Regions from separate parts of the Homo sapiens genome. Here regions 2, 3, 4, 5, 6 and 7 are each linked to region 1. The links are chromatin contacts, found by Hi-C or POLR2A ChIA-PET in ENCODE. All regions are on one chromosome and are shown on one strand. The core of a region is the stretch at or near the end of the contact, and the rest is flanking DNA. Distances in the headings are between cores, read along the strand shown.

Region 1 (2,804 bases), core at 187-2,686:
TTATGAATACTTTTGAGCAAAATTACTGTTACGAATAAAAAACTGATTCTGCTCGGCTGTTTTCTTACTGAGAAAATTTAGTCCACGTGGATTACTGACGATATGTCACATTTTAAAAATTACTCCATTCTATAAAACTAGTCAATTTTATACTCCAATTCCGCTATTTAAAAATGTGTGTTTCGTTTAACAGAATATAAGATGTTAACAGAAAAAGATCAACGTCTATCTTATCGGGGACGTCCTTTTGTCTAAGATGTTTTCAGTCCCTGCAAAACCACTGTTTGCTTTCAAAAAGTAGCATAAGCCTCGTGCAGAGTGACAGACCCTTGTCTAAGGTCACAGAAGAAGCGTCTGCGCTGGCAAGTAAATTCCTCAGCATCCAGAAAGCCAGCGCTTTCTCCAGTTTCCTCATAGCTTTATCCCGTGAGGAGCACGCGGAAACCTCTACCCATGCAGGATGTTTCTAAGAACCACTTCTTCCCTGTCTTAACTAAGAAGGCTCCCACAGCTGGTGCCAATCAGGTGGAGAACATGGCAAGTCCCCGAAATGCACTTCCAAAGACAGGAAAGATTGCAGTGGGACAGAACCCAGAAAATCTCTCACATTCTCGAAAACCCGAAAGAGAACCTCCAAGAAAGACGTTTGCCTCTCCTCCACCTCTTTATCTCGGCGGGAGAGGAAGCCTCGCCCCCATTCATCCCGCCCCTTCTCCCCACCCCGCCGCAGGGAGAAGTTTACCATGGCTGCCTGCGGCCCCTTCACTTCCGGTGCCGGTGCCGCTAGGGCTGCGCCATCCCCCCAGTCAATCGGACAACCATAGCCTCCAACTGACCTTTCTGACAGCTCTGAGACTCCTCCGGCCACGACTAGGTGCTGTCCTGGAGGAAACGGTGGAGGACGGCCGCACAAAAACCAATCTACCTGATGAAAACTCCGTTCCCTTCTCGCCAGAAACATAAAATGCGATGGAGCTACGGCCACCGCTGCCGAGACAAAATGGCGCCGACAAGCTGGTTTAGCGCAAGCGCCTTGGACAGACCCTGCCCCGCCCCCGTGCAAGCCCCTGGCTGCAATTCTGGGTTCCGTTTCCATGGGACACTCCGCCGCCAATCCTCGTGTCGAACTGCTCTTCCTGACCCCTCAATTCACCAATCAGTGCCCAGTCAAGCACATCCGGAGTCGTCTCTACCAATCATTTCTCAGGACTTGCTTACTCAATAACCAACTCTCCAATAAAGTTGGTTTTCGGAAAAAGCCAATCATAAGTGGAAGATGTCCTACCTGCTGTTTTTCTCACCAATCCATGAAGTTTCACAGCTACATCCAATGAGGACGGCAGGTAGCGAGGTCCTATCCGAAGCTCTTCGGCGTCATGAGCAGCCAATAGGAGTTCGTGTAGAAGCGAGTCTGCTCAACAGCTTGTTATTTGGTGGATTGTGGCAGTAAATCGGGGCGAGTGGGGAACCCGGCGCAGGAACTGCAGCCGCGGCTGGGAGTGGTGCTGCCCGGACGGGGGCCCACGGAGGTCAGAGGGGAGGAGGACTCTGGAGCTGACAGCGCGCACTTCACCCGCAGTTGGTAGGTGGGGAGAGGGGAATCCGGGGATACTGAATGGACGAAGTGGCAGTAGCAGCAGCTGCTGCTGCCCGAGGTCCCGGTGCAGTTGGAAGCTTTGGAGGTGGGGAGAGGGATGCTAGGCAAGTGGCACGGCGAGCGCAAGGGAAGGGGCCAGCCATTGACCAGCGGCAGCAACTGCAGGAACCGCCGCCGCAGTTGCAGCCGCCTCCTCGTCCGCTTCCTCGGGTTCCCGGGAAAATGGCTGTGGGGCTGGCCGCGCCGCTAAGTTTGCTTCCGCGCGGTGAAGAGCGGGCTGCTTGGGGGAGCCGTCCCCCAACTCCGCGGCGCGTCCACCTCTGCGGAGTCCGTGGCAGGACTCGAGGGGCTACGAGCTGATACCTCTCTGGGCTGTACAAAAAGTTGAGGCGGGCGCTGGGAGGAGGCAGCGGCTGCTGCGGTGCGGCTCCCCTCCCCTCCCACACCCTGTCCGGGCCACCTCCCCTCCTCCTCCCCTCCGCCCCCCGCCCCCTCCCCCACGCGGGTCCCCCGGGGCTCTGGCGGCTCCCGGCTGAAGGCCGCGGCCCCTGCCCCTTTGGGTGAAGGAGCGCTTCTCCTTTCTGACATGGTGCAGAGCGAAGGAAGGAGAGCAATGGCGCCGTGACACTCCGCTGCCGCCACCGCGGGCCCGGGGCGGGCCGAGGGGGCCGAGCGGCGGAGGCGGGGCGCGGGCCGAAGTCGGGGTATCCGGGGGACCGCGGAGCGGAGGCTCGGCGGTCGTCTCCGCGGGGGACCTGGGGAAGCCCGAAGGGAGCTCTGGCCTTTTCCGGAGCTATCTGTCCTGGAGCTCCGAGTTGAGCATTCCGGGTCAAAGTGGCCAGCGAGGCGGGGGCGCGGTGGGCCGCTGGCGAGCTCCGGGGCGGAACGGGCTGCCCTTTGGCGCTCGTGGGGTTCTCGCTGCCCCCTCAGCTCCTGCGTCCTGGCTGCCCTCGTAAGGGGTCTTGTCCCTTGGCTGGTGAGGATTCTGCCCCTCCCCGCTGGCGTTTGTTTACTTTCTTTCCCTTGGTCGCTCCCCGCAGTTGACTGATTATGTCTGTGCCTGTCTTTCCCCCTCCCCATAGTTCTAGCGACTGCGAAGATAGCTCGCTGAGCTGGAACCCCACAGATCACCAACAAAAATGAAGGTAAGTGGAGTCAACTCTGCCCCGATCCTCGCGCCCTGAACACTGCCAATCCTAAGGCTAGT
Region 2 (2,804 bases), core at 140-2,639, 8.7 Mb before region 1:
GGCCGAGAAGGGCGGATCACCTGAGGTCCGGAGTTCGAGACCAGCCTGACCAACATGGAGAAACCCCGTCTCTACTAAAAATACAAAATTAGCCTGGCGTGGTGGTGGTGCATACCTGTAAGGAGAATCGCTTGGGCGGGGTGGGGAGGGGCGGAGGTTGCCGTGAGCCGAGATCGCACCATTGCACTCCAGCCTGGGCAACAACAGCGGAATTACGTCTCAAAAAAAAAAAAGAACTGAGGCACAATTCATATAAGTAGAATGTTTATTTGGGGCAAGTTTGAGGATTGCAACCCAGAGCACAGATTCAAAATGCCCTGAGTAGCAGCAGTTGCAAGTGGGTTTTTAGAGGAAAAAATGGCAGTTCCTAAATTGTCTACCAAGAATTTACATTAAAATAACACAAGCGATTGATTGGCTATACATCATTCTTTTCATGACAAATTCCAGGAACGCGGACATAATGGGTGAAGCAGCTAGTCAGGAATAAAATGCCAGGCATTAAGTGGGGAGGTGTCTGAAGTCCCATACTGCTGTCTCTCTGGGCCCGGCAAATTTTGCACATCTCAAATAATTAACAATGCTCCGAGCCATTCTTCTTTTCTCATATAGAACAAGACTCACGAAAACCGACAGCAGCAGCTTTAGGAGGCCCAATACAGTCCGTTTTCCGTACGAAATGAGTTTAATTTATTGTGACTGCTCCAAAAGAAAAGTGCGGTTCATCTAATTTTCTTCCGAAAAGGAAGTTAAGGACCAGAGTTTCTTTGACCCCCTTCCCCCCACCCACCTCCTCCATTTTCCAGCTCTAGAGAATGGCTGGGGCAGCGCGCGACGTTGTAGCTACGGTTACGACCCGCCCCGTTCCTTCTACGAGAACCACATCAGCGTAGTATCACTTTTCCCCTCCGAAGCACAGTCACCCGTCAGCAGCCTCGAGGGCTGACGTGTCCTTATCAAGCCGGCGCGCCCCGCGATTCTATAGCCGCCATGCCTGAGACCTTTTTCCTGAAGGGAGAAGCCTGCTCTCGAACTAAGGCCGGCGAGGGCCATAGGTCTCGCCTTCCCTTTCCTAAGAAGGCCTAGTCCTACCCAGGATTCTGAGCAAGGGAGGCTCCTATTGGAGCCGCTACAGCCTCGTTCTTAGCTTACCGAGAAACAGCGCCCGACACCTGGCCCTTCGCAGCTCTCGCCTTTCGCAGCTCTCGCCTAACAGGAAAGGGAAGAAACAGGCGGAAGTGGGAACTGCACCTGAGCGACAGTACTGCAAACCAATAGGCAGCCGGCCACGGCGGTCAGGCGCCTTCGGTCGCGTCTGGAAAGCACCAACCAACGGTCTAAGGGGCGGGCCGGAGGGGTGTGGGCCGGAGGGCCGCGGTGTGCCGCGGGGCAGTTGCGGGTTGTCATAACGGTCCCCGCCGGAGTGAGGCGAGGCCGCGTCGCTCAGTTCTGGCCGTCTAGGGCCCCTGTAAGGATGAGAGCGCAGAGGACGCAGGGCCGCTGGAGGCGCAGGTAACGAAGCTAGGGTGCGGTTGGGACCGCGGCTGAGCTTTTTCCGGGACCCGTGGTGCTGAATGGAGAGGACGGAGACGAAGCCGAGCCGCGGCTCCTAGCGGCGGCGCCGATGCTCGAGCTGTAGCTGCCAGGCGAGGATGTGTGGAGCGCAGGCGGCGCGGGGTAAATGAGAGGTCTCGGGCCCCAGGACCCCCGGGGCCCGGGATGAGTTAGCGAGGGCAGCCGCGGGGGCCAGTTCCGACCGTGACAGGCCAAGGCGACGGCCGCCGCCCGCCCGCCCCTTCCGTGCAGAAGCAGCTGCTCCTTTCCGCGCCCGCCCGCCTGCGCTCCCGGCCCTGGAGACCATGAGGTTCCGCATCTACAAACGGAAGGTGCTAATCCTGACGCTCGTGGTGGCCGCCTGCGGCTTCGTCCTCTGGAGCAGCAATGGGCGACAAAGGAAGAACGAGGCCCTCGCCCCACCGTTGCTGGACGCCGAACCCGCGCGGGGTGCCGGCGGCCGCGGTGGGGACCACCCCTCTGTGGCTGTGGGCATCCGCAGGGTCTCCAACGTGTCGGCGGCTTCCCTGGTCCCGGCGGTCCCCCAGCCCGAGGCGGACAACCTGACGCTGCGGTACCGGTCCCTGGTGTACCAGCTGAACTTTGATCAGACCCTGAGGAATGTAGATAAGGCTGGCACCTGGGCCCCCCGGGAGCTGGTGCTGGTGGTCCAGGTGCATAACCGGCCCGAATACCTCAGACTGCTGCTGGACTCACTTCGAAAAGCCCAGGGAATTGACAACGTCCTCGTCATCTTTAGCCATGACTTCTGGTCGACCGAGATCAATCAGCTGATCGCCGGGGTGAATTTCTGTCCGGTTCTGCAGGTGTTCTTTCCTTTCAGCATTCAGTTGTACCCTAACGAGTTTCCAGGTAGTGACCCTAGAGATTGTCCCAGAGACCTGCCGAAGAATGCCGCTTTGAAATTGGGGTGCATCAATGCTGAGTATCCCGACTCCTTCGGCCATTATAGAGAGGCCAAATTCTCCCAGACCAAACATCACTGGTGGTGGAAGCTGCATTTTGTGTGGGAAAGAGTGAAAATTCTTCGAGATTATGCTGGCCTTATACTTTTCCTAGAAGAGGATCACTACTTAGCCCCAGACTTTTACCATGTCTTCAAAAAGATGTGGAAACTGAAGCAGCAAGAGTGCCCTGAATGTGATGTTCTCTCCCTGGGGACCTATAGTGCCAGTCGCAGTTTCTATGGCATGGCTGACAAGGTAGATGTGAAAACTTGGAAATCCACA
Region 3 (2,804 bases), core at 192-2,691, 8.5 Mb before region 1:
TGGGATTACAGGCGCCGGCCACCAAGCCTGTGTAATTTTTTTGTATTTTCAGTAGAGACAGAGTTTCGCCATTTTGGCCAGGCTGGTCTCGAACTCCTGGCCTCAGGTGATCCGCCTGCCTCGGCCTTCCAAAGTGTTGGGATTACAGGCGTGAGCCACCGCGCCCAGCCGAGATATTAATTTTGGATTCTACTAAGGACGACGGGAGCCAGCTCAAGGTTTTTAAGTGACTCGATCAGATTCACGAGGTTGGTTCACAAGGAACTTCGATAACCCCAAAGTCTAGTGAGCATAATTCGACTGGGAGAAGACACTGCTGCAAGGAATTCTGTGAACCAGACAGATTTGAGGGCACCAACCAGGGTGGATGGCAGATAAGGTCTTAACAGCCTCAAGGTGATTTGCTTCCTTGTTGAAGGCTTTAATTAATCCTCTTAAGTAACTTTCAAGTTCTTGAGTTCAAGTAAACACACTGGCACACTAGGGGAGGAGTGGCAGGCTATAAGCATTTTAATAATTAAAAAAAAAAAGCCTTTTATTGTTCAAAGTGTTCCTTTTCTATGGAGTGCTCCCAACCAGAAGATGAGGGAAATGGAGATAATGAAGCACGTCCCTCCTACCAAACACGATAAATTCTACAGGCACTGTAAGATCAAGAATTTAAGATTATTTTTGTCCCACCCTATTTTACAGGTGAGGTATCAAGCACAGTAACTCGTAATTTTCTTTTGGCCCAATTGAAAGGTATCATATAAGAGAAAGCTGTGTGTGCGTGAAAAGGATCCGCCTTTCTTTCTGAAGAAAAGGGTGGTTACGGCTTCGGAAACGCTTTTCAAGCCAACTCTGCAGCCCGGCTGGCGGCGGCAGCGGCGGCGGCGGCAACGTCAGATTCCCGCAGAGGCGGCGCCCGGCAGGGGCGGCAGGAGCTCAGGAGAGGCCCCCGGGGATCGGGCTGGGCCCCACGTGAGAGCTAAGCGACTGCCCTCGCGCCCGCAGAACAGCAGGGCCTGCATCGACTCTAAGGCGAGACCAGAAACTTGCTAGTGGAGCAATTCTGGTGCCCCTGCCCGGGCTGTGAACCCTCTGAGATCATCCCTCAATCAAACGAATAGAAATCCTCGGGAAGAAAAAAAAAATTGCGGCAATCCGGCTAAAATTCAGCAGCTTTCAGGGACCGATTCAGGACATTATCCCTGTGGTTCCCTCAGTGAAAGGAGACTCGAAGCGCGACTAGAAGTCGCCGGGCCCCATAGATCTGCGGTGCCCAGGCCGTAGGCGGAGGCGCGGGCAGAGGCGGCGGCGGCGGCGGCGGCGGCTGGAGGACCCGGCGCTGGGGGCGCTGAGCGGCAGCCTCGCTTCCGGAGCTCGGCGGGCGGCGTCAGCGGAACGGGCGGCTTCCGGCCGCGGCGTAAACAAGGCCGTGGACTGCAGGAGGCGGGGCAGACGGGCTGCAATAGGGAGCCGGCCCGACGCGGACCGCTTCCCTGCAGTGCCCCGAGTCCCGGGCCCGCGCCGCCGCCGCCCGGCTCCGCTCGCGGCCCCTCTGTCTGCAGGCGTGCCCCGGCGGCGGCGGAGAGCCGTCCTCGGCCGAGGAGGCTGGGAAACGCGAGCGCAGGCGGCAGAGAGGCCTCAACGCCGTCCCTTTCGCCACCGCCTTTTCCTTGCCTCGCGCCGCTGTGCATTTCTCTCCTTTTCCTTTGTTTTTTTGGCCCCTCGCGGGTGTGGGCATTGTTGGTTAGCAAAAGTGCAGCCTCAAGATGGCTGATGGCAACGAGGATCTGCGGGCTGACGACTTGCCTGGGCCAGCCTTCGAGAGCTATGAGTCCATGGAGCTTGCCTGCCCCGCTGAGCGCAGCGGCCACGTAGCCGTCAGCGACGGGCGCCACATGTTCGTCTGGGGCGGCTACAAGGTCAGTGAGTGGCCGGGCCGCGACGGACGTCGCTCGGCTGTGACTCGGGTCTGCGTTCGCGGCCAGGCGGGGAGGCCAGAGCGGGCCGCCGAGGGCGCTCCCCGCCTGCGTCGCGCGCCCCACCTCAGACTCTGCCCGTTGGTTGTTTTTTTTTTGCGCGCGGGAATCTTCCTTCTCTCGAGTACCCCAACCCGTCTCGAACCTCCAGGGCTGCTGTCATGTCACCCTGGTGCTCACAAAGCCAACTCACTCCCACCCCCGTTGTTGCCATTGGAGCGTTATTCCGGGGAAGGCCCTGTTAATGTTGCTTGGGCGGTGCATTCGGAAGGGTTGGGGTGTGAAAGGTGACGGTGTGTGATATCACTCAGACGCGTTATGAGGACGGCCTACGAGGACTTCACCCTCTGGAGCTGGGAACCGCTGCCCACTTACAGGGAGGCCGAGGTGTAGGAAAACTGGAATTCCAAAAGGTTACAGGAACCACCTTATTCAGCCTTCCCGCCTGTGCAAATGGCCATCAGGACTGTTTTCCTTCTGGCTTCAGCTGGGTTGAAGTTTTTCAGCAGACACCCCTATTAAGATAATGGAAAAGCTCCACCAGTAACCAAAAAATCCCCAGCATCAAATGAACTACAGAGTGCAGCTCTTTGACTCTCCGATCCCCTGGTTATAAACAACGTGATTAGTTAGCAGTTTAAAGCCAGTTGCCATTCTTTACCCTGCTAACCTCGGAAATCTAGAATTTTATTTGCTAGGATGGCTCTGAGCCAGTCCTACCACAAAATTCCTCTTTGGTCTTGAAAATGTTCTCCGCCCTCCCCACGCCCGTGCCTTGGATGACTTGCTTTGTGATTGTTTTTAGCTTATGGTACAGCTGACTTGATCATAGTTGAC
Region 4 (2,804 bases), core at 78-2,577, 6.4 Mb before region 1:
TCATGTTTAATCTGTAGCTTCCCCAAAGTACCTTGTGTTAGTACTAGGGGGAGAATGACTCACACGTTGAATAAATTGTTATTAAAGCATCTGGGCTCAATTGTGAACATACTAATAGTGAGGAATTGGAAAACCAAGTACTGGTGAGGGTTCGGCTGCTGACTGGCGAAATCACTTGCTGAATGTGAGGCCCAACATCCTCTAAAAATAATAAGAGTTAATATGTGCCGAATACGTCCTATATCCCCAGAACTATTATTAGCACCTTGTATACCATCTCATTTAATCCTCATATTTCCAATGTAGAGCATGACTATCATCAACTATGTTTTGCAGATGAGGAAACTGAGGCACATAGATGTTAAATAATTTGCCCAAGTTCATACAGTCATTAATGGCAATTTGGATTGAAATTCTGGCAGACAGAGACAGCTTGCAGGCTCTACCCTGGTGGGTTCTACGATATTACCTCCTAAGATGAAGGGAAGGGACTGGAGGATCATGAGGGTCCTTCAGCCCTACTAGTGTGTGTGGAATGGGGAGAGGAGTATTCAGTTTCTCTGTTGGGAATGTGCAGCATTCAGCACCACCTCATTCCTTCCCATCTATGAGAATCTTTTGGGAATAGTCCTCACTATTAGGCCTATAGGTAGCATTGCCAACTTGGTTTAGTTCCCGTGCCCCATAAGAATACTTATCAGGGCCATTCTTTTCTGAGCATGTGGGTTAAGTAAGATCTCAGTGGTAGTGGGACCTTGGAGAAATGAAGCCTCTGAAATGTTGGCCACAGAGAAAAATGCTGCAGTGAGAAGCTGCAAGCTGCAAGCTGCAAGCTCCCAGCTAGCTGGCTTGATGGGGACCACAGTAAATCAGGAGGAACAGTGGAGGCTGGTGTGGGATCTCGGGGGCCAGAACCTGGCCAGGGGATGTTGACCCAAAAAAAAACAGCAGCAGCAGTAGAAACAACAACAGCAAGAACAACAATAGCAACAAGCCAGGTTCAGGCTAAAAAAGCAGGCAGTGTGCCAGGAAGGGGGCCGACTGAGCAGTGTGTGGAAGCTGTCGTGGAGGTGACCGTGGGGGGATGAGAAAAGGGGAAGGAAGGAACAGACAGCACCAGAGGGACTTGAACAAAGGGAGAAGGGGGATTAAAGTCAAATCACTGTCAGCAGCCCAGGAGCAGACAAAACCACCAGAGTAAGCCCTGAAATGGAAATGAGAGGGAAAAGAAGCAAGCCGCTAACAGCTACCAAGAAGAGGAGGAAGTGGGAGATGCGCTGCTTCCTGTAGAAAGAACGTTGATTGAAGACAAAGCTGGGTGGGGACTAGTCCCTGGGCTGCAGCCGCTGCTACACATACTCACAACGCTGCCGCCGCGCTCCGTGGGCAACTCCTACTACTGCTGGGCTGGGCTGGGCTGGGCTGGGCTGCGCCGGAGCTCGCCTGCACAGATCAGCTCCGGAGAGGGGAAAACCACGCTCCTCGGACCAAGCCTCGGGAGCTAAGGTAAATGAAACGTTTTCCATGTTGCTCGTTTTTAATTGAGAAAAACGACCGTCGCTTGTGGTTTTAAGGTCCGATTTCTAAGGGATGATAGAGACATCGCTTCAGGACTAGGGGAAATGATTAGATTCTTTTGGAAGGGTCTTTGAGAATAACCACATTTATGACACATTTGATTTAAAAAAACCTCATCATCAGTGCTTAGATTTGATGACTAAACAGGCCAACATGCTAAATACAAGAAGCTGTTTGTATAGTTCTCTCGGAGGAAAACCAGGGCTGAGTCGAAATCCATCTGGGGCTGTGAAGCTGTGGTCTGGTCATCGGAGCCCGGCAGTCCCCTTGTTTTAGGGGAGTGAGTGGTGTAAAATATTAATTGCATTCTCTTTCTTACACATTGCACTGGGATATCTTCTGTTTTGCAAAAATAATGGCTGTGATTTGGCTTTTGGGGGAGTTAAATTCTTTTGTACTTAGATTTTGCCAACAAAGGCTTGAATTGCGTATGTGAGGGGCAGTATTTACCATTAAAAAACAGTGTCTTCCTCCCTCAGCTTGTGCAGCTGCTTTCAGGATAACCTCAGACACAGCTATCATTTGCCAGTAGGTCTTATCCTAAAGTTGCATCCTTGTTCAAAGGAGCGTGGCGGGTTTAAGGCCAGTAACTTGTCCAGAATCAGATACTAGCATATGCATGGATTTTATGTTTATATGCATTTTATTCACCTCTAGGTCAAGGTGCATGTTAGCCTCGGTGAGGGACAAAATAAAAAAGTGCAGCTGGGTTGTTTCCTTACGCGAATATCTGGTAGATAGACTGAAGTAGTAAAACCAGAACATGATTTTTATTCTTTGATTTTCTTGAGCAAAGGATGTTCTTAATGAGAGCCTGGGTCTATGACTTGTTCATATTTATGAATGATATGTAAAAGTACACTAAATAGGTCTAGCAGATGAGAACTGAGATTGTGAGATTCCTCTGACAGGATATATTAGGGAGTTTAATACCCTCATGCAGCACGATTTAAAGAATTAAGCTTTTTTAATCTTCAACAGAAAGTACAGTTAAGCAGTAAGTAGTCATTGATAAAAGGGTTTTTCTTCTAGAGTTTCTATAATGAAAGGAGATAATTTTTCAAAAGAAAGAGAAAAAACTGCTTATAGTGGAGTAAAAATTTAAAAAAAGTCAATATTTTGACACTCACAGATTCTTGAAACATAGGTTCTTAGATACCAAATATGCTAGTTGAGAGTGTATGTATGTATATGCCTCCTCCTTTATCATCGTTCTCACTTGTTAA
Region 5 (2,804 bases), core at 160-2,659, 6.2 Mb after region 1:
CAGATTGTTAAAGAAGACTTTGATGCCTTAACATAAGGAAGCAACCAATGCTGCAAATAATAGAGAACAGCAATGAAACTTTCAGGGGTGGCTGGGGGGTGTAGGCTTTTAGTTCCAAAAATACACCATAGGCGGCCTACCTCACCTAGAAATACCATCAAACCCACACAGTGGCCATGCCTGACTTCTCCATAACCTGAATCAAGCCAAGTATATATAATGACCTCCGCCGGATACATTCTCTACAGGTGAGTGGGGTAAACTGGCACTGCGGTCCTGGCATGGTGGAGAGTGCAATCACCAAGGTGTCTGGAGCCTTGGAGTCTTAGCTATCAAGAGGTGTAGCTAGCTCCAGCTACATCACGCTCTTCAGGCCTGGTGTCTTCTCTGTAAAACGAGAGGGATGAAACAGATTTTCTATAAGGCACCTCTCGGCTCTAAAATTTAAGATTCCAAAGTGTACTTTACATACATGACAGAATCTTGTGAGAGGATCAACAGCTCTGCCAGGACTTGAGTCTCAAGAGAAAGAATGCCAAATTTAATCCCTTGGGGTGATGCGGGCGCTAACTGTTGAAACATGCTAGGTGCCGTCAGGTTCCAGGTACTACGTTGTGCTATGCGCTGCCTCCGCAACTGGTAACAACTGATTACTCCAAATACTGAGTGCCAGAGAAGACGGTGATAAGATGGGTCAAGCTTCAAAAAGAAAAACCGGATATGCTTAGAACAAGATAAACATAATTTGAAGATAGAAAAGGGGGGGATGTCTTCTTGCCCTAGAAACGAGGTAATCACAAGCTGGGAGTGGAAACAGTAGCCGCAGCGTCCTCCCAGCATCTGGAAAGTCGCCCGCTCGTAAGAGGGGTCGGCGCTACCCGAGGGAGGCCGCAGGCCTACTGGGGTTTCCTGCTGGGGGTCGCACCCGGACCCGCGGCCGGGACGGCTCTGCACCTTCGCGGCACCCCGTGTGCCACCCTGAATCAGGCCCCGGCAGCCGCTCCTACGAGCAGCAAAGGGTGGTTCTGGGTATTGTCGGCCCAGCGCTCACTCGCGGATGTATTTTCCTCCTGTGCCCTGCCTGACATCTCAATCGGACCAAAAACACCCCTCTCCCCAGCTACTTGCATCTGTCCCGCGACTGGTGCAGCTGCAGGCCGCCGCCCTGGGTGGCTCGCGGCAGGAGGGACTGAGCCCGGGGCAGCCCACAGGGGCAGGACCGCGTCGCTTACCCAGATGCCGCCGCGGCGGCAGGCCGACTCCTCCGTGCAGGAGGGGCGGGCTCCCAAGCCGCGCACTGCAAGCAGTGGCGCCGGCTCACGCACCCCTCGGCCGCCTCTCGCGCGGCTTCCCGCGCCGGCAGCCCGCGATGGCCCCACGTGACCGCGTGTCTGGTAGCAGGGGAAAGAGGGGCGCCAGGGCCGGGGTGTGCGTGCGTGCGTGCGTGCGTACGTGCGCGCCCTCCCGCCCGCCCGCCTCAGTGGCCGGGCGGGGGTCGGCCCGCGCTCTGAGTGCCGCCGCCACAGTTCGCAGTTGTGACTCTGTAGGCGGAAGCATAGGGACAAGCCTGAGCGTCACAGGCTCCCCACAAACAACCGCGTGACCCGGGGACTTTCCCCAGGGTGTGCAAAAGCACAGGCACCCCCTCAGTTCTGGGGTGAAGGTGGGGGTGGGGAAGGATGCGCCCGCGTGTTCGCTGGGGAAGGGATGAGGGCGCGGGGCCAGGGAGGCCGAGCCGCGGGAGCCTGGGTGGAGAGGCGGACTGGGCGAGGTGGGGCATGGCGGGGGAAGTGACTCAGGGCCAGAGGCAGCAGGCCCACGGAAGGTGGGGTCGGGGGGGCGCGGGGACTGGGCGACCCTGAACCGACGGGGCAGGGCGAGGTTGCCGGAGCACTCGAGGCGGACCGCGAGTGACGGCCCAGCTGCTGGGCCCAACGGGCAGGGGTCTGACATCTGGACGGAGTGGGAAAGCAGCCTCGCATCCTGCCCTGGGGAGTCGGGAGGAGCCCAGTTCCATCCAGCTGTGCAAACAGGAGGAGGAGGAGGTCCCAAGCCTACCCTTGAGAGGGGCAAGAGGGGTGGTCAAGCCGCCGCCGCCGCGACGGCCCCCGCGGTGCGGGTTGCGCCAGCCTCCTCGGAGCTCGACGCAGAAACTTGTTGCAACAAACAGGCGACCGCGGGTGCCCCTAGCAGCCAGCGGCAGAGTGGGTGGGCGGGCGAGAGGGAGGGGAAGGCTGGCGGACGCCGCAGCGAACTGGTGGGCAGACCCGGAGTCGCCGCGTAAGCGGGGCCGGCTCAGTGCGGTGCGGCAGGCGCGGCTGTGCGGCAGCGGAAGTCCTTTGTTGCAGCACAGTCCCTGGCAGAGCCAGAGCCTCTCCGCGCAGCCCAGCCCGAGCGCCGAGCGCCGCGCGCCGCCGCCACTGCAGCTCGCGGCCCCTTCGCCTTCGCCCGCCTTTCCCGCGGCTGATTTGCCTTAAACTCCCTAAAATCTCCGCAGCTCTGGTTCCTGTTGCGGCCGGTAAGTATTTGCCAGTTGTGGGGCTATTTGCGCAACTTTGGCCCAGGCCGGAGGGCGACGGGCCGCGGGCCTGGCGGAGTGCGGGGCCGGAGGGGCGCCGATCCGTGCGGGGAGCCGGAGCGCGGCGGACGCGCTGCGAGGACCCGGTGACGGGCGGCTGCCAGGCCGCCTGCTTGTTGCCGGCGCGTCAGGTCCCGGGCGTGCGGCCTCCCTGAGTCGGAGGCGAAGCCCCTACGGAGACTAGTTCCCAAATTAGTTACCTTCTTTTCTTTCTTTCTCTGCCTTT
Region 6 (2,804 bases), core at 110-2,609, 5.6 Mb before region 1:
TCTAATCAGAAGAAAAATGACCCTTTTCCTTTTAAGTACTTGATTGTGTGTCCTTTGTAATGATTGAAGGTAAAGGACTTTTCAATGTCTCAGTTGTAAAGTAGCAATTTTCTTTCAACTTCCCTTAGTTTCCTAGATAACACTCACCTCAACTCCCAAATCACTCAGCAAAACAACAAAATCCAAGAATGTAAAGTAGTGAAAGAGAAACCTTTCATAATATTTAAATGCATCTTTCCTTTGACATGGTATCATGCCCCTAAACACATAAAATGGTATTTCTGATAATAAATTAATAGCAAAATCCACTTAGGAATAACATGGATGCCTAACCCTTAATTTTGTATAAAACGTAATTTTTATCAACAGAGTCAACCAAAAAGTGGCTTTGACAAGAGTAATCACATTGAAATACTAGATACTGAAGATAATGGAAAACTGTAAGTTTCTCTCAATTTTTTGCTCAAGAAACCACATCTCTTACAGAAGGAAATGATCATAATCCGCTTGTAATTAAACTTGTGCACTGAAGAATAAGGACCTTCCTCCCAATTCGTACCAGCTTAACGGGTGTCACGATAAGAGAATCTCATTACATTCGAGAAAAAGAGCACACAGGACCAGAAACCAGAGGGCAACTGCAGTCCCAAAGACATCAGGTAGTTGGGCTTACACACAGAAAAACCGCAAGCAGCCATTCTTCCGCCTAACATCGAAATCTGAGATCAGCCCACAAACGTCTTAGCCAGAAAGGCTGGCGAAATGCACGCAGCACAGGTACTGGGTACACAAGTTCCTGGTCAAGAGAGAAGTGAGAAAGATCCAGGTTCTGTGAAAATAGCAAATACTGGCAGGGCATTATACACTGTGCACACTCTCCCCGGGCAGATAAGACCAACAAAGATGCATAAACCCACTCAACCGCGTGCACCCAACCCCTCTCCTGGTCCGAGGCACCGGAGGGCGCGGCGACGTCCAGGCTGCCGTGGAGGCCCGGTCCACGCCAAGCCAGACTCAGTCCCGGCCACCGGGCAGCAGCACCGGAGTCTCATTCCCGGTGGGAAGAGATGCAAGGACGCACCCCCAGCCGCTCACCCGCCAGGGCGTGCGGGACAGTGCACGCCGCGGAGGGCGCCGGGACCCTCAGCACCAACGCGCACATCGCTCACCTGGCAGAAGCACCTCTGTGCCGCTGTCTCCGGGGGCTGCTCCTCTCCGTGGCCCGAGCTGAGCAGCCACACGGCGCCCAGGAGGCCAAACAAGAATCCCCAGCCGCGGCCCATTGCAGCTCCGGCAGCTTGTCGCCCCACGCTTGGGAGGCCAGTCCGCACGCTCGGTCGCGGGCCGTGCGCCCTCAGATGAAGCCCGTGCGGGCCGGCCCCAGCGGCGCCCCACCTCCGGGCCGCCTCCCAGGCCCGCCTCGGCCCTCCTGCCTCTCAGCGATCGCCACCTCGCGACCCAGCCTGTGGACGTGCCGCGGCGCCCGCGCCGGCAGCCCGGGGCCTCGGACCGGTTCCTTCCCGCCGCGTGAGGCTGACGCACCGACCAGCTTCCCGGCTCGGCCCCGCCCGGTCCGCTGCGCCCGCGCCCGTCCCCGCCCCCGGCTCCCTGACGCCCCCGGCCTGGAGACGCAACCCGACGCGCACAACCCCAGACCCTGCGCGGGAGTCGGGGGTCCTTCCAGTTCCCAGAGCGAGAGCGAAAGCCGGAGGGGCCTGTGTTTTCCTGCGGGGTTGGGGGGCGGGGGGTGCCCGCCCCGCGCCGCCCCGCCCAGCCCCAGCCCGCTCACTCCCGGCCAATCCTTCCGTATCTCAATGCGAGACAATCAAATCGTACGAATTACGTGTCCACCGTGTTCCCGGCGGAGTCTTAAAGCTGAAAGGGATATTAGAGAGCATCTAGACCAGGGCAGCATATGTCATTTATATTTTTAGTAGCCACAGCAAAAGAGTAAAAATAACAGGTACATTTTATTTTTAAAATATTTTTATTTAACCCCGAATGTGCAAAATATTATTTCAAAATATAACCAACATTAAATTTATTCATAAGATATTTGACTTTTTTTGTCTTTGAAATCCAGTGTGTATTCGATGCGAACTAGACCCATTTCATAGTCAAATGTGGCTGGCTAGTGCCCACTGTATTAGACAGCGAGGGTGGAAGCCACCCGCTCATATCATAGGAAGAAACAGGCCTAGAGAAGTGAGGTAAGGTGAGCAAGGATTGGAGGTCCTCTGATACCCAGTCCTGGTCTTTTAACATTCAGAGTTGGGACTAGTCTATCCGCTTTTTTTTTTTCCAGACAGGGTCTCCCTGGGTCACCCAGGCTGGCCTGCAATGATGCGATCGCAGCTCACTGCAACCTCGAACTCCTGGGCTCAAGCGATCCTCCCACCTAAGCCTCCTGAGTAGCATGAACTACAGGCGTGCGCCACCACGCCTGGCTAATTTTATTTTTAGTAGAAACGAGGTTTCACCATGTTGCCCAGGCTGGTCTCAAACTCCTCAAGAGCGATTCTCCCGCCTCAGCCTCCCAAAGTGCTGGGATTACTTTTTTTTTTTTTTTCGAGGCGGAGTCTCGCTCTGTCGCCCAGGCTGGAGTGCAGTGGCGTCATCTTGGCTTACTGCAATCTCTGCCTCCCAGGTTCAAGAGATTCTCCTGCCTGAGCTTCCCCAGTAGCTGGGATTACAGGCGTAAGCCACCACACACTCGGCTAATTTTTGTATTTTCAGTAGAGAAGGGGTTTTGCCATGTTGGCCAGGCTGGTCTCTAGCTCTGAGCTCAGGTGACCCACCCATCT
Region 7 (2,804 bases), core at 156-2,655, 5.3 Mb after region 1:
CTTCTAGGTGTGTTTTATTGACTTTTTTTTTTCTCTTTTTTGAGACGTTGTCTCACTCTGTCGCCCAGGCTGGAGTACAGTAGCACGATCTTGGCTCACTGCAACCTCTGCCTCCCGGGTTCAAGCGATTCTCCTGCCTCAGCCTCCCGAGTAGCTGGGACTACAGGCGCCCGCCACATTTTTGCATTCGTAGTAGAGACGGGGGTTTCACCATGTTGACCAGGCTGGTCTCGAACTCCTGACCTCGTGATCCGCCCGCCTCGGCCTCCCAAAGTGCTGGGATTACTGGCGTGAGCCACCGCGCCCAGGCTTTTATTGACTTTAAATAATTTCAAATTAATAAAGAAAACGGCCGGGCACGGTGGCTCACGCCTGTAATCCCAGCACTTTGGGAGGCAGAGGCGAGTGGATCACCTGAAGTCAGGAGTTCGAGACCGGCCTGACCAGTATGGTGAAATCCCGTCTCTACTAAAAATACAAAAATTAGCCGGGCGTGGTGCCAGGCGCCTATAATCCCGGCTACTCGGGAGGCTGAGGCTGGAGAATCGCTTGAACCCGGGGGGCGGAGGTTGCAGTAAGCCGAGATCGCCCCACTGCACTCCAGCCTGCGCGACAGCCTGAGACTCCATCTCAAAAAAAAAAAAAAAAAAGAAAAAGAAAAAGAAAAACAAAAAAGAAAACAGGAGCAACATTTTACAAATTATACCATCTTTTAATTTTACATCCATGGAAGCTGAATGCCACAATTTGTCAGAGACAAGCTAAAGAAAACACAAGAATGAGTAATGTCTAACACTGCTTCGCGTGAAAATGAGAACACTCACAGTACCTACCTCTTTAGATAGCCATGTGGTTTAAATGATATAATAGACCAGTTGCTGGTATCATACCACATCCCATACTACGGGTCGTCTCTTCCCAAGTGAAAATCTGCTTTCTGGCCTACAAAAGGATTATACTAAACCCTTTTAGTGGTGGGGAGAGTATCCGTGGAGAGGAAAGAGCAGGAGGAAACAGGTCTTTCCCTGAAAATGAGCAAGGGCGTTTGGCTTTTATTGAAAAACGCCCCAGAGGAAGTACTGGGAACTGCACCGGCAACAGCAGCCTGACCCGCAGAAGTTTCTTTGGCCAGGGCCAGCACAGGTTTGACCTGGTGGCTCCGACGGCGGAGCGAGACTGCCAACACGTGCACACTCCGTCCAGACCTCCCACTTCCCTCCGCGCTCCCGCGATAGCTGTCCAGCAACTCTAGCTTTCTAGACTCAACCACGGCGTCGCCGCTCGTCGAGAGGGCTGCCCATCCCGGGGACCCGCCCAGCCTGGCCCAGCAAAATGTACCTTAGTAGCCTCAACCTGTACCGGAGAAAACGCAGGCTGCGCGGCGGCTTAGAGCGGTCAAGTGGAACCCCGCCTCGACCTCTCTGATTGGGTAATGCGCACAAGAAAATCAAGAGGATTGGTCGGCTGCAGAGAGGCGGCCCGTAACGCGACGCGAAAGAAGTGGGGCATAGCGGCCCGGGGAATTCTTGCTAGCTTCCGATTGGACGAAAGCAGAACGCCTGCCCCTTCGTAGACCCAGCGTACGTACAACGCTCACACCACCACGCCGTACGCTGCGTTAGCGGAAGTTTAATGGCCCCATTGGTGGGATGCGTGGCCAATAAAGGGCAAGAATAAGGCGGATTCCGCCTTCCTCGTGGCTGACTGGATGCATCCGCTGGTACTGATTTACGTGAGTTTCAGCATTTAGACGTTCCGAGTTTCCACCGAGCCAGAGTTGGGTAGAGAGTTATTAAGATGACTAGGAGACTAATGCGGGGAGAAATAATTTAGTAGTTAGACTCAGGCCCTGAAACTACCACTCGTGTTCAGAAAGTCTACGTAATACCTTATTGTTTTCACGCGAAGAAACCAGCCCTTCAGGCCGGGCTGAATGTGGTTTAGGGATTCTCTGGCTGTCATTGGGTGAAAAAGCGATCAGTTTGAAGGTAGCTCCGCCTGGGCTCTAGGGAACTCTGGGATTTGTAGTCCGGAACTTTCGAGTCCTGTAGCTTTAAATGTGGTTGTTGCTACTGAGTTCTTTCATGTTGTTAATAACACCCATTGACATTTATTGTGGTTTGTTGGACTTTTTATCCTTTCGTTTATCAGCAGCATTAAAGACAACATTTAAGAAATGTGTAAACACTGCATGTATGTTCGTAAACAATAAATGTTAGTGTTTCCAACAATTTACTGCTGTGCCTAGCTGTATACTATATGTTCATGCTTACTGTACTAAGTAGATACTAAAATTATTTGTTTCTAAAACTTTTGCTGTTACAACAAAACAGTCTGATTTTCATATTAGTGTCCATTTACGATTATTTGAACCCTACATTTAGCAATTATGTGTACTGTGATGGCATAGGTAGCAGCTGCTTACATGAATCAAGTGTTGTTATGACATGAAGCAGAACTGGCTGCTATCTTCACAGGAAAATAGGGCTATGCTTAAAATGTCAAGCAAGACCACCATCAGGAGGAATACACATTGTATATTATTAAAGACTGTATTATAGTGTCTATTTTCAGCCTTTATTAAAACAGTTTTAGGACAGGCTTTTCCTGAGTCTATAGAATCCTGAACTCTTCTGTGAGCTAATTTAGCGGTATTTCATTTTTGTGTCTAGCAAAAGTAAAACCATTAATAAATACCAAAAACTTGCTGAGTAGACTTTTCGCTTTCGAAAAATTTTAATATTTTTTTCCTATTTTACATGTAATACAAACTTTCGACTGTAGAAGAAAAAAACATGATTTCG

The links. A loop is a pair of places that touch in the nucleus more often than their neighbours do. ChIA-PET counts read pairs that join two places held with the same protein, here RNA polymerase II (POLR2A). Pooled maps may share reads with other maps.
Region 2: a pooled map shows a loop between it and region 1 (4-fold over the local background). The contact joins the promoter of MGAT2 here to the promoter of ARID4A in region 1. A Hi-C loop is called at or near these places in 6 of 50 pooled maps.
Region 3: a loop to region 1 is called in a pooled map, with 5 times the contacts of the local background. The contact joins the promoter of KLHDC2 here to the promoter of ARID4A in region 1. A Hi-C loop is called at or near these places in 5 of 50 pooled maps. POLR2A ChIA-PET finds 5 or more read pairs at or near these places in 3 of 52 experiments (CD4-positive, alpha-beta T cell, CD4-positive, alpha-beta memory T cell and naive thymus-derived CD4-positive, alpha-beta T cell).
Region 4: a loop to region 1 is called in a map with no recorded cell type, with 15 times the contacts of the local background. The contact joins the promoter of GNG2 here to the promoter of ARID4A in region 1. A Hi-C loop is called at or near these places in 1 of 37 single-sample maps with no recorded cell type and 5 of 50 pooled maps. POLR2A ChIA-PET finds 5 or more read pairs at or near these places in 1 of 52 experiments (CD4-positive, alpha-beta T cell).
Region 5: a pooled map shows a loop between it and region 1 (20-fold over the local background). The contact joins the promoter of ZBTB25 here to the promoter of ARID4A in region 1. A Hi-C loop is called at or near these places in 8 of 50 pooled maps.
Region 6: a loop to region 1 is called in a pooled map, with 11 times the contacts of the local background. The contact joins the promoter of ERO1A here to the promoter of ARID4A in region 1. A Hi-C loop is called at or near these places in 9 of 50 pooled maps.
Region 7: a map of CD4-positive, alpha-beta memory T cell shows a loop between it and region 1 (18-fold over the local background). The contact joins the promoter of WDR89 here to the promoter of ARID4A in region 1. A Hi-C loop is called at or near these places in 1 of 168 maps with a recorded cell type or tissue (CD4-positive, alpha-beta memory T cell) and 10 of 50 pooled maps. POLR2A ChIA-PET finds 5 or more read pairs at or near these places in 1 of 52 experiments (CD4-positive, alpha-beta T cell).

The regions. Positions count from the first base shown.
Region 1 is chr14:58,297,119-58,299,922 of GRCh38, forward strand. It overlaps ARID4A (AT-rich interaction domain 4A), which reads left to right and starts at 1,437. Exons shown (of 24, transcript NM_002892.4): 1 at 1,437-1,582; 2 at 2,680-2,742. The coding sequence starts at 2,737. PSMA3-AS1 (PSMA3 antisense RNA 1) reads right to left here and starts at 1,019. Exons shown (of 4, transcript NR_029435.1): 1 at 837-1,019. RefSeq lists enhancers at 667-1,390, 687-1,106, 1,127-1,176, 1,287-1,376 and a silencer at 2,007-2,526.
Region 2 is chr14:49,619,410-49,622,213 of GRCh38, forward strand. MGAT2 (alpha-1,6-mannosyl-glycoprotein 2-beta-N-acetylglucosaminyltransferase) reads left to right here and starts at 1,390. Exons shown (of 1, transcript NM_002408.4): 1 at 1,390-2,804. The coding sequence starts at 1,860. RPL36AL (ribosomal protein L36a like) reads right to left here and starts at 1,217. Exons shown (of 2, transcript NM_001001.5): 1 at 1,153-1,217. RefSeq lists enhancers at 992-1,101, 1,490-2,040 and silencers at 1,262-1,471, 1,772-1,881.
Region 3 is chr14:49,766,712-49,769,515 of GRCh38, forward strand. It overlaps KLHDC2 (kelch domain containing 2), which reads left to right and starts at 1,442. Exons shown (of 13, transcript NM_014315.3): 1 at 1,442-1,910. The coding sequence starts at 1,758. RefSeq lists silencers at 842-901, 1,242-1,321, 1,492-1,671.
Region 4 is chr14:51,859,285-51,862,088 of GRCh38, forward strand. It overlaps GNG2 (G protein subunit gamma 2), which reads left to right and starts at 1,328. Exons shown (of 4, transcript NM_053064.5): 1 at 1,328-1,506. RefSeq lists a silencer at 815-894 and enhancers at 947-1,448, 1,235-1,444.
Region 5 is chr14:64,502,429-64,505,232 of GRCh38, forward strand. It overlaps ZBTB25 (zinc finger and BTB domain containing 25), which reads right to left and starts at 1,410. Exons shown (of 3, transcript NM_006977.5): 1 at 1,233-1,410. ZBTB1 (zinc finger and BTB domain containing 1) reads left to right here and starts at 2,342. Exons shown (of 2, transcript NM_001123329.2): 1 at 2,342-2,518. RefSeq lists enhancers at 542-661, 722-821, 1,592-1,681, 1,782-2,452 and silencers at 1,142-1,571, 2,172-2,431, 2,542-2,651.
Region 6 is chr14:52,694,199-52,697,002 of GRCh38, forward strand. It overlaps ERO1A (endoplasmic reticulum oxidoreductase 1 alpha), which reads right to left and starts at 1,360. Exons shown (of 16, transcript NM_014584.3): 1 at 1,170-1,360. The coding sequence starts at 1,283. RefSeq lists enhancers at 885-1,386, 992-1,041 and a silencer at 1,292-1,831.
Region 7 is chr14:63,640,466-63,643,269 of GRCh38, forward strand. WDR89 (WD repeat domain 89) reads right to left here and starts at 1,406. Exons shown (of 3, transcript NM_080666.4): 1 at 1,339-1,406. It overlaps LOC105370532 (a long non-coding RNA gene), which reads left to right and starts at 1,596. Exons shown (of 3, transcript XR_001750790.3): 1 at 1,596-1,732. RefSeq lists enhancers at 994-1,653, 1,208-1,307, 1,718-1,987.